Linked DNA regions of Homo sapiens: region 1 is linked to region 2. A link is a contact called in ENCODE Hi-C or POLR2A ChIA-PET data. All regions are on one chromosome and are shown on one strand. The core of a region is the stretch at or near the end of the contact, and the rest is flanking DNA. Distances in the headings are between cores, read along the strand shown.

Region 1 (5,415 bases), core at 2,033-4,532, 84 kb before region 2:
ATACCACACATACAAGGATACTTTTTTAGTCATCCAGGTAGATGTCTCTCTGAATTGGTAGAAGTAGATAGCATTTTCCATCAACAGATTGAGAGCTAAGGCATAGAGTTGTTAAATGACTTAGAGAAAATCAAACATGATAGGAATCCAGGCCTTTATGCCACGTCTTCTAATTCAAATTCTTACTTTACGGAAGAGCACTTGCCCCTTAGTGAGGAGAGGTAACTTCCACCTGTGTTGTTGCTGCCGGTCACGTGTGACTTACATTGTCTGAACCTCAATTTCTTTACCTGAAAAATGGGAATAATAATCCCTGACTACTCACAGGATTATTGTGAGGACAAAAGAGATTGTTCACTTGAAAGAATTTGTTCTAGTGTAATTTTTTTTTTTTTTTTTTTGAGATGGAATCTCGCTCTGTCACCCAGGCTGGAGTGTGGTGGCACGATCTTGGCTCACTGCAGCCTCCACTTCCTGGGTTCAAGTGATTCTCCTGCCTCAGCCTCCCGAGTAGCTGGGATTACAGGCACCCACCTCCACGCCTGGCTAATTTTTGTATTTTTAGTAGAGATGGGGTTTCACTGTGTTGGTCAGGCTGGTCTTGAACTCCTGACCTTGTGATCTGCCCACCGTGCCTGGCCCCTAGTGTAATTTTCTGTTCACCTTCTACTTGAAGTTTATACCTTTAGGCCTTCTGTTAAGAGGCAGCATTATTAGTAGTCCAACCGAGACTCTTAGAGGGACCTCCATGACCGAGTAACTAATTTTTTCTCTCTTTTCTTTTTTCTTTTTTTTTTTTTTTGAGACAGAGTCTTGCTTTGTTGCCCAGGCTCTCTGGGGTGTGGTGGCACTATCTCAGCTCACTGAAGCTTTGACTTCCTGGTCTCAAGGGATCCTCCCACTTCAGCCTCCCAAGTAGCTGGGACTACAGCTAATTTTTAAATTTTTTGTAGAGACGAGGCCTCCCTGTGTTTCCCAGACTGGTCTCAAACTCCTAGCCTTAAGCCATCTGCTGGCCTCGGCCTCCCCAACTATAGGGATTATAGGTGTGAGCCACCGCACCCGGCCCTGTGTAGCTGATTTCTAGCACAAAGTCCCACAGTTAAAATGTGTTTGTTTTTCTCAAACCCCACCTTATTTCATAAAAGATTTAAAGGTCATCATCCTAACTTCTGTCTGAACTTTACCCAGCCTTCTATCCCAGACTTTCCTTTCAGCCATTCTGCTCTTAGGTAGGAATTTGTTACTTGATATTTGATTTTCTTTCTGTTTGACTTTGTAAATTTCTGCCAGGTGCGCCATTTATATGATACTGGCGAAACAAAAGATATTCACCTGGAAATGGAGAGCCTGGTGAATTCCCGAACCACCCCCAAATTGACTCGCAATGGTGAGTTCTGGTGGTGGCTTTTTAAAATGCAGGCAGCCCCTTCAGAGAAGTCTATACTCATTCCCTGAGCCACAAGGTGCGGTCCGAGGCAGTGGCCGAAGTACTGTCTGAGACAGTGGCTCTCAACCCAGGGTGATTTTGCCCTCCAGGGGATACTTGGTAGTTGTCTGGGGACATTTTTGATGGTCATGATTGGGGGTGGGCAGGAGCCAGGGATGCTGCTGAACATCCCGCAGTGCACGAGACAGGCCTCCACCACACGGAATTACCTTGGCCTGAGGTGTTACGAGAGCACAGAGAGAAACCAGGTACAGACGCGGGGCAGAGGGGAGAGAGGGAGAGAGTGTGAGAGCTAAGGTTTCGGGAGAAGACTTTGTGGAAAAAGTCTTTGGCTGGGTCCTGCAACATAGCCAGGATTCAGTGACAGGTGAGGACCACTCCAGATTTTGTATGTATTGAAGGCCCTGAATACTTTTTTGAAAGAGAATGACATGAGTACACCTGGTCAGCCACACGTGAGAGGGGTTGGAGGAGGGAAGTACCAGAGGCAGGGAGACCAGGTAGAAAGACCTCGCCATAGTCAGGCTGAAGGTGGTGGAGGCCCAGATCTGGGCCTGATGCTGGGGATGAAGAAGGGAGGAGGCAGTGGAGGAGACCTCAGACTTTGGGCCAGGTGCAACTGGGTCCCAGGCCAAGCTTTGCTGCTGGTGAATTGTGCGGCCTCGAAGAGGTGATTGAATAGCTCTGAACTTCGATTTCCTTGTCTGTGAAGTGGGGGCAGCAGTGTCTACCTCACATTGTGATCATGAGTGCCGGGCCTGTGGTGGATGGTCATTGCCATTGTTGGTTATGTGAGAGAGAATGGTAAGGAGGTGAAGTCGATGGGCAGGGGCAATTGATCACCTTGTGGGGCAAGAGGTAGGTGTTTGTAGATGGTGCTACATCAGCGTAGGCAAGGCAGAGGGAGGGCTGAGAGGGTTGAGAGGTTTGAGTCATTTGGACATTGTGAATTTGACGTGCCATTGGGATGCCAGGGTGGATGTGAGGACCAGCAGGCAGTTGGAAACATTTGCATTTTTCTCCACTGGAGCGTCTTCTCTTTGAAAGCAGAGAGTGTATCTTTATTCACTGTTTTTATTTTAGAGCATGGAATATTGAAGTTGCCTGTTACATATTGGATGGTTGGATATACACATAGGAGACAGATCTGAGTAAAAGCTCATTTCTGAGCCAAGAGATGGCACCAGAAGGTGGTTTTATGTGTTATCGCAGAATACATTTTCATGGCGAAAAACCTAAATGAAACAGGATTTTCATGATACTTGGTTTTTAGCTTATGTTCACAAATTACTAAATGACTTAGTACAAACTTCAGTTGCCCTCGGTAAGGGAACAGACTTTCTTGGATATAAATAGTTCATAGATTCTTTTGAATGGCCGATATCAGAGCTCTTCTGATGTGATTAATAATAGGATTTTTAAAGAGGCTGTTCGGGTTTTAGAAGACGTTTCAATGAACTGTAAAAAGCATCCCAGCACATGTGTTTGCCTATTCAGTTTCTCAGGGTTGAGAATTCATAGTACAAGGTGCCAAGCTCTGTTCGGGGACTGTCTGGTCTGGGGCCCCAGGGTTGTCAGCGGAGCCCTGCAGGGCTTCTTCTCTTGGCAAGTTATACAGTGCCTTGGAAGTGCAAGGGCGAGGCCTGGGTGCTTTGGGTTGAACGTGCCACCCTATAGAATGGAGCCTTTTCTCCTCTCCTCTTCCCAGTGTTACTTTGGAGGGGGTAGGCTTCCTCAGCTAGGTGCCAGCGACTGTCCGGGAACTCAGAGCTGCTGTAAGCCAGGCTGGCCACACAGTAGGTGGCGCTCCTCCACCTCAGTGCCGTGGGGACAGCAGGTTGTGGCTGTCAGGCTGTGGTCCCTCAGGGTACTGGGGGGTGGACGTTGACCTTAGAGTCTGGATAAACTAGTAGTTTCTTTTCTTAGAATTCGCTGTCATGATACCATTTGCATAACCTTGTTCCTCACTGTTTTCTTTGCATGGAAACTAGTGTTGACTGTTTCGTCCCTACCCTCAGTAATTTTTCAAAGGGGACATGTGTCCTACAAAGAGGATTCTCTGTCAGCATTACCAGGTGACCACACCTCCAATAATACTGTGTTTTGTTGTTTTAGAGTCTGTAGCTCGTTCAAGCAAACTGCTGGGTTGGTGCCAGAGGCAGACAGATGGCTATGCAGGGGTAAACGTGACAGATCTCACCATGTCCTGGAAAAGTGGCTTGGCCCTTTGTGCAATTATCCATAGATACCGCCCTGACCTGATGTAAGTTGTGATCAAACTTTGTGTTTTTTTATACTCCTCAAGGATCTCAGACCACTCTGCTATCAAGTAACATTTTGTCCTTTTTCCTAGAATGAGGTACATAGTAAGATACTTTCTCTAGAAGGCAGTGATTTTGATTTCACTATATTTGAAACTCTGTATGTCATGTATTATATAGCTCAACCCAGGAATGATTTTTATTTTTGTTTTTTTCCAATTTTTTTTTTTGTGCTCCTATAGCTGAGTTTTAAAAATCACAACACTCATAAGTCAAAAACTGGTTTTGACACCCACCTGGGCCTGTTAGCTTCCCACAAAGGAAAACTGTTTATTGGCCCCGGTTGAACTCTTCATTTCGGCCAGCTGTCTCTCAAATTCTATGGGTCACAAGGGAAACCTGGCTAGAACATTTGGCCAGCTCAAGGCAAATGTGTCACTACTAACAAAGCAAAACATCATGAACAGTTGACCAATTTATGATGGTTCATTGGTATTTTCTCTGTGTTAAAGACTGCGTTTTTTACAGACATACTCTGTTGTCCTACCCACCTATCCCAGTGACATCTCCTTTGGCCATTCTCCACTCACCTGTCTACAGAATCAGAGTTCTAGGGTGACCCCAGGTCAGCTGCGGGGACCAGCACACCCAGGTTCCCCCATCGGCATTTGTTACCACGGAAGCCAAACCGAAGGATTCAGAAGCAGAGCATGTTGCATTATTTTGGTTTCCTGTCCTTTTCATCATTAGGTCCACTTAAGGGGCCAATTTCTGTTTGTTTTGTTTAATGATTGCTTAAGGAATCCTACAAGATATAGTTGCTATTTATATGATGGTTATAAACTGACAAGGCAAGAGCTGGTAAAAATAGCCTTGTGCAGTGTGGATTACAAATGGGGATTTCTGGTGTGCTTGGATGGAGGTAAGTGACCTCTGGTGCTCCTGTCACTTAGCTCACCCAGAAGTTGATAGCAAGTAAGTAAAAATAGGGCTTATTCACTCCTGCCAAAGAAAGGGGGTAGGGCAAGGAAGAGCAGCTTGGGAAAGATTGTGATCAGTGGCAGAGGATGGGCAGGTGAGTCAGCTCTGTTCCAAAGGGAACAGGCAGAAGTGGTTGAGGGAGCCTAGCAGGTGGGGGTGGAGGGGCGCCTGGAGAAGGTTAGGGGACCGTCTTCTAGGAAGGCAAAGCAGCACAGGGACAGCGCGGCACTGTTCAGCAGCAGTGAGGTCATAGTTTCAGAGGCTGAACCTATGGTGAGGAGGAGTTTGAGAAAATGGAAAATGCTGTGGGATCCTAGATTAACACAGAATTAAGGGCTGCTGGGTTAACCTGAAGTCATGTAAAGAAGAATGCGATCAGTCTTCTGAAAAGCAAGAGGCTTAAACCCAGTAGGAAATGGCCATTAATCTAAATAGGAAACTTAGCAATGGAAAAATTTTTTGAGGAGGATTTTGGAATTTCCCCTCCAGGAGAAGGCTAAGATTGATCAGAGCTGATTTAGTACCTTAACAGCTTGTCAGGTCTAAGGGCCATGGTGGGTGATAGTCCCAGGCCTGTAGGAGCAATCTGATCCAAATGGGAGATGTATCATGTTTTGACATTAGTTTAATGTGGATGGGCCATACACAAGGATCAAGATATATTAAAGATAGTTCCTATTATTTTTTATTTTTATTTTTAGAGACAGGTCCCGCCCTATTTCC
Region 2 (5,803 bases), core at 842-3,341:
CCTGTAGTCCCAGCTACTCGGGTGGCTGAGGCAGGAGAATGGCATGAACCCAGCAAGTGGAGCTTGCAGTGAGCCGAGATTGTGCCACTGCACCCCAGCCTAGGCGACACAGAGAGACTCTGTCTCAAAAAAAAAAAAAAAAAAAAAAAAAATAGCCAGGCATAGTGGCGGGCCCCTGTAATCCCAGCTATTTGGGAGGCTGAGGCACGAGAATCGCTTGAACCCAGGAGGTGGAGATTTCAGTGAGCCTAGATTGCACCATTGCACTCCAGCCTGGGTGAGAGGGCGAGCCTCCATCTCATAAAAATAAAAATAAAAAAAAAAAGGAAGAACCCTGCATTGAGTTTCCCGAATCCCTTGTTGTAGAATAATCATTGTAAGTCACCTCATTCAATTGTGAGGACTGTCACCAGGAGTCCATTTGTGGCCCCTCAGCCTCTGATAGGCCTGGGATTTTTGTGGGAAGAGGTCAGAGGTCAGAGCTCTCCTCCCATTCTCCAGCTTGTTTTCAGGCTGCACAGACCCTGAATCTAGACCACTGTAGATTTCTATTGTTTTGTTTTGTTTTGTTTTGTTTGAGACGGAGTCTCACTCCGTGGCCAGGCTGGACGCGCAGTGGCGCTGAGCTCACTGCAACCTCTGCCTCCCTGGTTCAAGCGATTCTCCTGCCTCAGCCTCCCGAGTAGCTGGGATTACAGGCCTGTGCCACCACATCCAGCTAATTTTTGTATTTTTAGTAGAGACAGGGTTTCACCATGCTAGCGAGGAGGGTCTTGATCTCTTGACCTTGTGATCCGCCCACCTCAGCCTCCCAAAGTGTTGGGATTACACGGATGAGCCACCGTGCCTGGCCTTCTGTTTTAAATTTTTATCGTAAAGATGGGATTTCCACTGCACTCTTCAGGAACCCCCTCCAGCACTCTAGCAGTCTTGCCGTGAGAACAGTCTGAGGTTCTGGTACTCAGGCCCCTCCTGCCACAGATTACATCCACTTCCTGTCTCTGCAACACTCCTGGGAGGGTGGTCACTACTTGAGTCACGTCCACGCGCTTTGATGCTAACTAGCAAGGCCCGGAGCCTGGCGTCTACACAAGCTAGGTGGTTCTGGTGCAGGTGGTCTCCACGCCACACCCTGAGCGCACCGCCCACAGACTAGAGCCCTTTCCAGAGCGGCAACTCCTGTGTTTCCCCTCGTGTGGGTGTGGAGTTGTGTGTCCTCCTGAAGCAGGGCTGGAGAGCCGGGTGCTCAGTCTGTGCTGTCTGTCATAGATCATCCAGCGGCAGCTGCAGCAGGTGGAGGAGAGGCAGCGGCGGCTGGAGGAAAGGGGCGTGGCTGTGGAGAAGGCGCTCCGGGGCGAAGCAGGTACTGCCGGGCTCCCTCCTAAGCTCTGCTCCTGGAGGAAGCCCTCCCTCCCGCCGTGGTAGGCTAGTTTTGCTTCACCTCACCTGGAATTCAGCTCCTTTTCCAGCAGGATTTTCTGGGGCCCTTCATCTCTGAGATTTGGGGCTTCCTGTTAAGCAAAAGAAAATACCTGTCTGAGACAGCCCCAGGCCCATCCTGCTCCACAGCCCCTCTGGGCTGCCATTTCCCATAGAGTGAAACTCAGTCCCCGGCATGCTGATGGCGAGCGCTGGCTCTTCCCCCTCCTTCCCACCCCACCATTTACTCTAGGAGGGAATAACTGGGAGTGAGGGAGATTGAACCGCAAGGAACCATCACAGAATTGCACTGAGCAGGTCCCCAGCCTGCACCCCCAGACCCCCTCATGTCGTTAGTTCCCTGGGACCCTCCTGCCCACAGAGCCCTCAACACCGCTGGTCGGGGAGCATGTGGCCACCCTCGGCACACACAGATTTCCAGAGGGCACCCAGGCCCTGTGTCTGCTGAAGGCTGGTCACTTAGGGCAGGGCTGGAGAGGCTCAGGGTATGTGACCAGCCGACGTGGAGCAGACTCCGGGGAGTGGCTGGCAGGGCCCTGTGCTCGTGACTGCTGCTCCTGGCAGGGAAGCCCTGGAGAATGTGGTGCGCTCATTCCTGCCATTCCATCCAGGGAACCTGCGCGGCTGCGCTCAGCATAGTTGGGCACAGAGAATGCAAGGGAGTGCCTGAGGCATCTCTGGCCCCACGGCCCAGGAAGTCCTATTGGTTCAGGACCTTGAAGCTGCAGGACCAGCCCCGGGGGTGCAGTGGCCACTCTGCCTTCTCAAACATCCACAAATCTTCGTCTAGTCTCTGGATGGGGGAACTTCCGTCTCTTTATAGCCTGCAGGTTCAGCGTTTAAATTGTGAGCTGGGGATGAAGAAAAGGAGTATCCTCTTACTTCCTCACTCTAGTGTGGCAGAGGGGAGCAGGGTGCCTCTGCTGACAGGCAGGCTCTCTGTGAAATGGACGAACTGGGAGGAGGCGGCCAGGAGCAGGGCCAGCTGCTGCCATCTGATCTTGCTCAAAGACTGACCCATGGGCTCATGGGAAGTGCCTGGTGTCAAGATGAATTCCTGTGGCCTGTAGGACTGAAGTTTGTGTGGTGGGGAGTGAGGGAGTCCAGAATGGAAGTAGGTCTCCTTTCCCAGGCCCTTTAAGGCCTGGAAATTGCAGCTTATAGGGCTACTCAGTGATGACCTTCAGTCAAAGAGATGGGATGGGGAGAAAGGTGAGGATGTGGATGTTCTTGGTTTGGGCTCACCTGATGCTGTTAATGCATGAAGTCCAGGCTACCAAAGGAAATGCAAAAACTTGAAGCACTTAGCATCCGATAGGCTGAGACGACTGGGATGTGTTACTGTGAGACAAGCACAGCAAGGAGATTTGGGTTCACCTAAGAAGGTCTGAGGTTTCCCAGCGAACCTGCGGTGCCCCTGCCCCCCTGCCCTGCTCTGCGCACTCTGATTTGGCCTCCTCAGTTAAGCCTGAGCCCAGATGGAGTTGGCCCCAGCCCACCTGTGCCCGACTGCGTCCGGGCCTATGGGGCCCTGCCCTCGTGCCATTTCTCTTCTTGCAGAAGATATCAGGAGAGAGCCTAGGCTCATCTTCATTCCTTCTTGCCCTTCTCCACAAATCACTTCTGCCAAGATGGAAAGCAGTGGATTAGATCTCAACACACAGACAGAATAACCGCATTTCATGGTTTAAGCCCTTCAGGAAGAAGACAGCTCCCTGCCCTCCTTACTCATGAGGTTGAGGTGGTGGTGCCATCAAGGTTGGTGGTTTCCGTAAAGCACTTGAGCGCCTGTGGCCTCCGTGAAGTCTGAGTGTAAAACAGTGCTTCGACGCCCCTGTCACGGGCCCTGTTATTCAAGCTTCTGCCAAAGGGCCGGAAAATAATATACCACTGAAGATTGGCGTTAGGGTTTTGCCAGAATTATTTCTTCTAGTCATTAGATAATCACATTTCCTCAAACATACACAACCCAAATGCCGTCTAAGTCAGTGGTTTTCAAAAAACTAGCAGCAGACCTCTTTTCACAAGATGATAAGTTCAAGTTTAAAATCAAAAAGAATTACTCTCAAATGTTAATAATTAACACAGATTTGAAAACACAGGTTATAGCAGAGAGTGGTGGACATGACCAAGCCCCGGCATCCAGCCAGTACACACAAGAACTGTAGTTGCTATAAGTGACAACATGGTTTTTTTTATTTGGTTGGTTTTTGGTTTTTTTAACAGCTTACTTGGAAATCTCAGGATTTCTGCAGTTTAAATGATGTAGACACTAGAAGTTTAAAATGAGGCAAGAGCTTTTTTTTTTTTTTTTCCACAGTTGGATCACAGCAAATCTAACAGCAGTTCCTATTCCTCATGACAAGCAAGTCTCAAACAAGAGGCTCCCAAACAAAGTAAACAAAAACCCAGCCATGCTGTAATACCGCAGCAAAACGTGTTACCCACCTACATAAAGGGACTCGCTGACAGGCGTGCGTGCTGTCAGTGAGCTGTAGCTCTCCCGGACAGACCCTGAACGGTGGCAGGTGAGCACTATGCTGCAGGCCAGAATTTAAATAAACAAATGAATAAAATGTCCTCTTCACTAACACATTTACAGGGAGTTCAGCCACTTACACACAGAGAGAGGCGGAAACTTGATCCTGAGGGCTCCACAAAATCAAGCTCACCTGGCAGCACAAATTATTGGGTTGATGGTCTCCAGTGGGTGAAAAGTTGGCATATAAAACATTTGGGCCGGGCGCGGTGGCTCACGCCTGTAATCCCAACACTTTGGGAGGCCGAGGTGGGCGGATCACCTGAGGCCGGGAGTTTGAGACCAGCCTGACCAACATGGAGAAACCCTGTCTCTACTAAAAATACAAAAAATTAGCCTGGCATGGTGGTACATGCCTGTAATCCCAGCTACTCGGGAGGCTGAGGCAGGAGAATCGCTTGAACCTGGGAGGTGGAGGTTGCGGTGAGCCGAGATCACGCCATTGCAGTCCAACCTGGGCAACAAGAGCGAAACTCTGTCTCAAAAACAAAAACATTTGAAGGTGGTGTGTCTTATTTTAATAAGGGCTCTTGAAAGAGCTACAAGTATTTGTACATCAGGTATTTGGGAGACCCCTTGGAATGCCTTTGGAAGAACCTTAGGGTTCCACAGAGGCTTGAAAACCACTGTCGTAGTGCAAACTCCTTCCTTTAGATGAGTCTTCAGCAGATATCTCTATCCAAAGATGTTTCTGTTCTGTTTTTCAAGATGGGCCTTAGTAGCTCTGTTGGGATATTTCGTTGTGATGCATTTGAGAAACTCTCTGGAATTTTCAGGAATTATGGTTCCTACCATAAGAATATAAGAATTTCCAAATATGTTCCTTCTCTTACGTGAATACATCCCTTCCAAGCTGGTCTCCCATCACAGTTCCCCGTGGCCCTGCCCCTCCTTGGCCGATGCCGTCTCTGAAGCCCAGGTGTGCGTGCTGCTGCTGCTTTCTCTCCTGCTTCTGCGTCCCGTTCCTCTTCTTAGTCTTGTGGCACCTGGCTGAGCCCTGAAGAAGGCAGTGGCAGCTGGGCATGATAATAATCTGGAGTCTTCTCATCATGGCAGTCTGCCCTTCCCTGGGGACTGTAGTAAACTGGCTGGAACCTGCCATCATCTCACTTGGGGGTCTCCAGCTTCCATCACCGTCTGAGGGCGTCAGACTTTGTTAGCCAAGCTGCCTTTCCAGAGAAGCGCTCTAGCATGGACCTGCCATCCCGTTCTCCGTTTGTCTAAGGTATGACGACGTATGGCCAGGCTGCAAGGATTAGCTTCAGCACCTTTGATCCTAGGGCCAGGCCACAACTTAGGTAATTTCCAGTCCTGGGGCACCTGGGAAGCCTTTTTGTTACAAAAACACTGACTCAGCCTTGAGCATGCATTGAAAAACTGGGGCAGGACCGCATTCTACCACTGTGTCTGCTGTGTCACTCTCAAGGGGAGGCCCTCAGGTGGGACCGGAGGCTGTGAGGATCTGCATTCAGAATGCGGGGTTTGGAGAGAGGGCAACACCATGGCGGCCGAGTGCTGTGCTCTGTGTGTCTTTATGATTCTGGGGAGATGAGGACCGCCTGCTCAAGCCCAGCCTCTCGGCAGTGCCCAGTCTGCATCTCAGGCGTGGAAATTACATAGCGCTCTTGGCCAGACAGCTGTGGAACTACCAGGCTAGGAGTGCCCCAGGCCAGCACACCTCCAGGAGCCTTCGGCCGAGTGCCTGGGGGAAGAACTCTGCATGAGTCTCTGCTCGTTTCCTGTTGTTAAGAAGGCCGACTGAATTTGGAGGCCTAAGCCTCGAAACAGGATCCCCTTTCTCTCAAACCCATTCGGCAAAAGTGG

The links. A loop is a pair of places that touch in the nucleus more often than their neighbours do. ChIA-PET counts read pairs that join two places held with the same protein, here RNA polymerase II (POLR2A). Pooled maps may share reads with other maps.
Region 1: a loop to region 2 is called in a map of HAP-1, with 3 times the contacts of the local background. The contact joins two enhancer-like sites. A Hi-C loop is called at or near these places in 1 of 168 maps with a recorded cell type or tissue (HAP-1) and 4 of 50 pooled maps. POLR2A ChIA-PET finds 5 or more read pairs at or near these places in 1 of 52 experiments (MCF 10A).

Annotation. Positions count from the first base shown.
Region 1 is chr22:17,889,783-17,895,197 of GRCh38, reverse strand. It overlaps MICAL3 (microtubule associated monooxygenase, calponin and LIM domain containing 3), which reads left to right. Exons shown (of 32, transcript NM_015241.3): 11 at 1,294-1,390; 12 at 3,566-3,713. Among named protein-coding and RNA genes, the nearest start is that of MIR648, 88 kb to the left of the region's middle. Within about 2 kb of position 3,282, at least 13 of the 41 ENCODE cell types and tissues checked have a DNase peak (open chromatin) inside an H3K27ac peak, as active enhancers do.
Region 2 is chr22:17,804,404-17,810,206 of GRCh38, reverse strand. It overlaps MICAL3 (microtubule associated monooxygenase, calponin and LIM domain containing 3), which reads left to right. Exons shown (of 32, transcript NM_015241.3): 29 at 1,270-1,363. Among named protein-coding and RNA genes, the nearest start is that of LINC00528, 30 kb to the right of the region's middle. RefSeq lists enhancers at 738-1,534, 4,556-5,394, 5,395-5,803, 5,230-5,803. Within about 2 kb of position 2,091, at least 6 of the 41 ENCODE cell types and tissues checked have a DNase peak (open chromatin) inside an H3K27ac peak, as active enhancers do.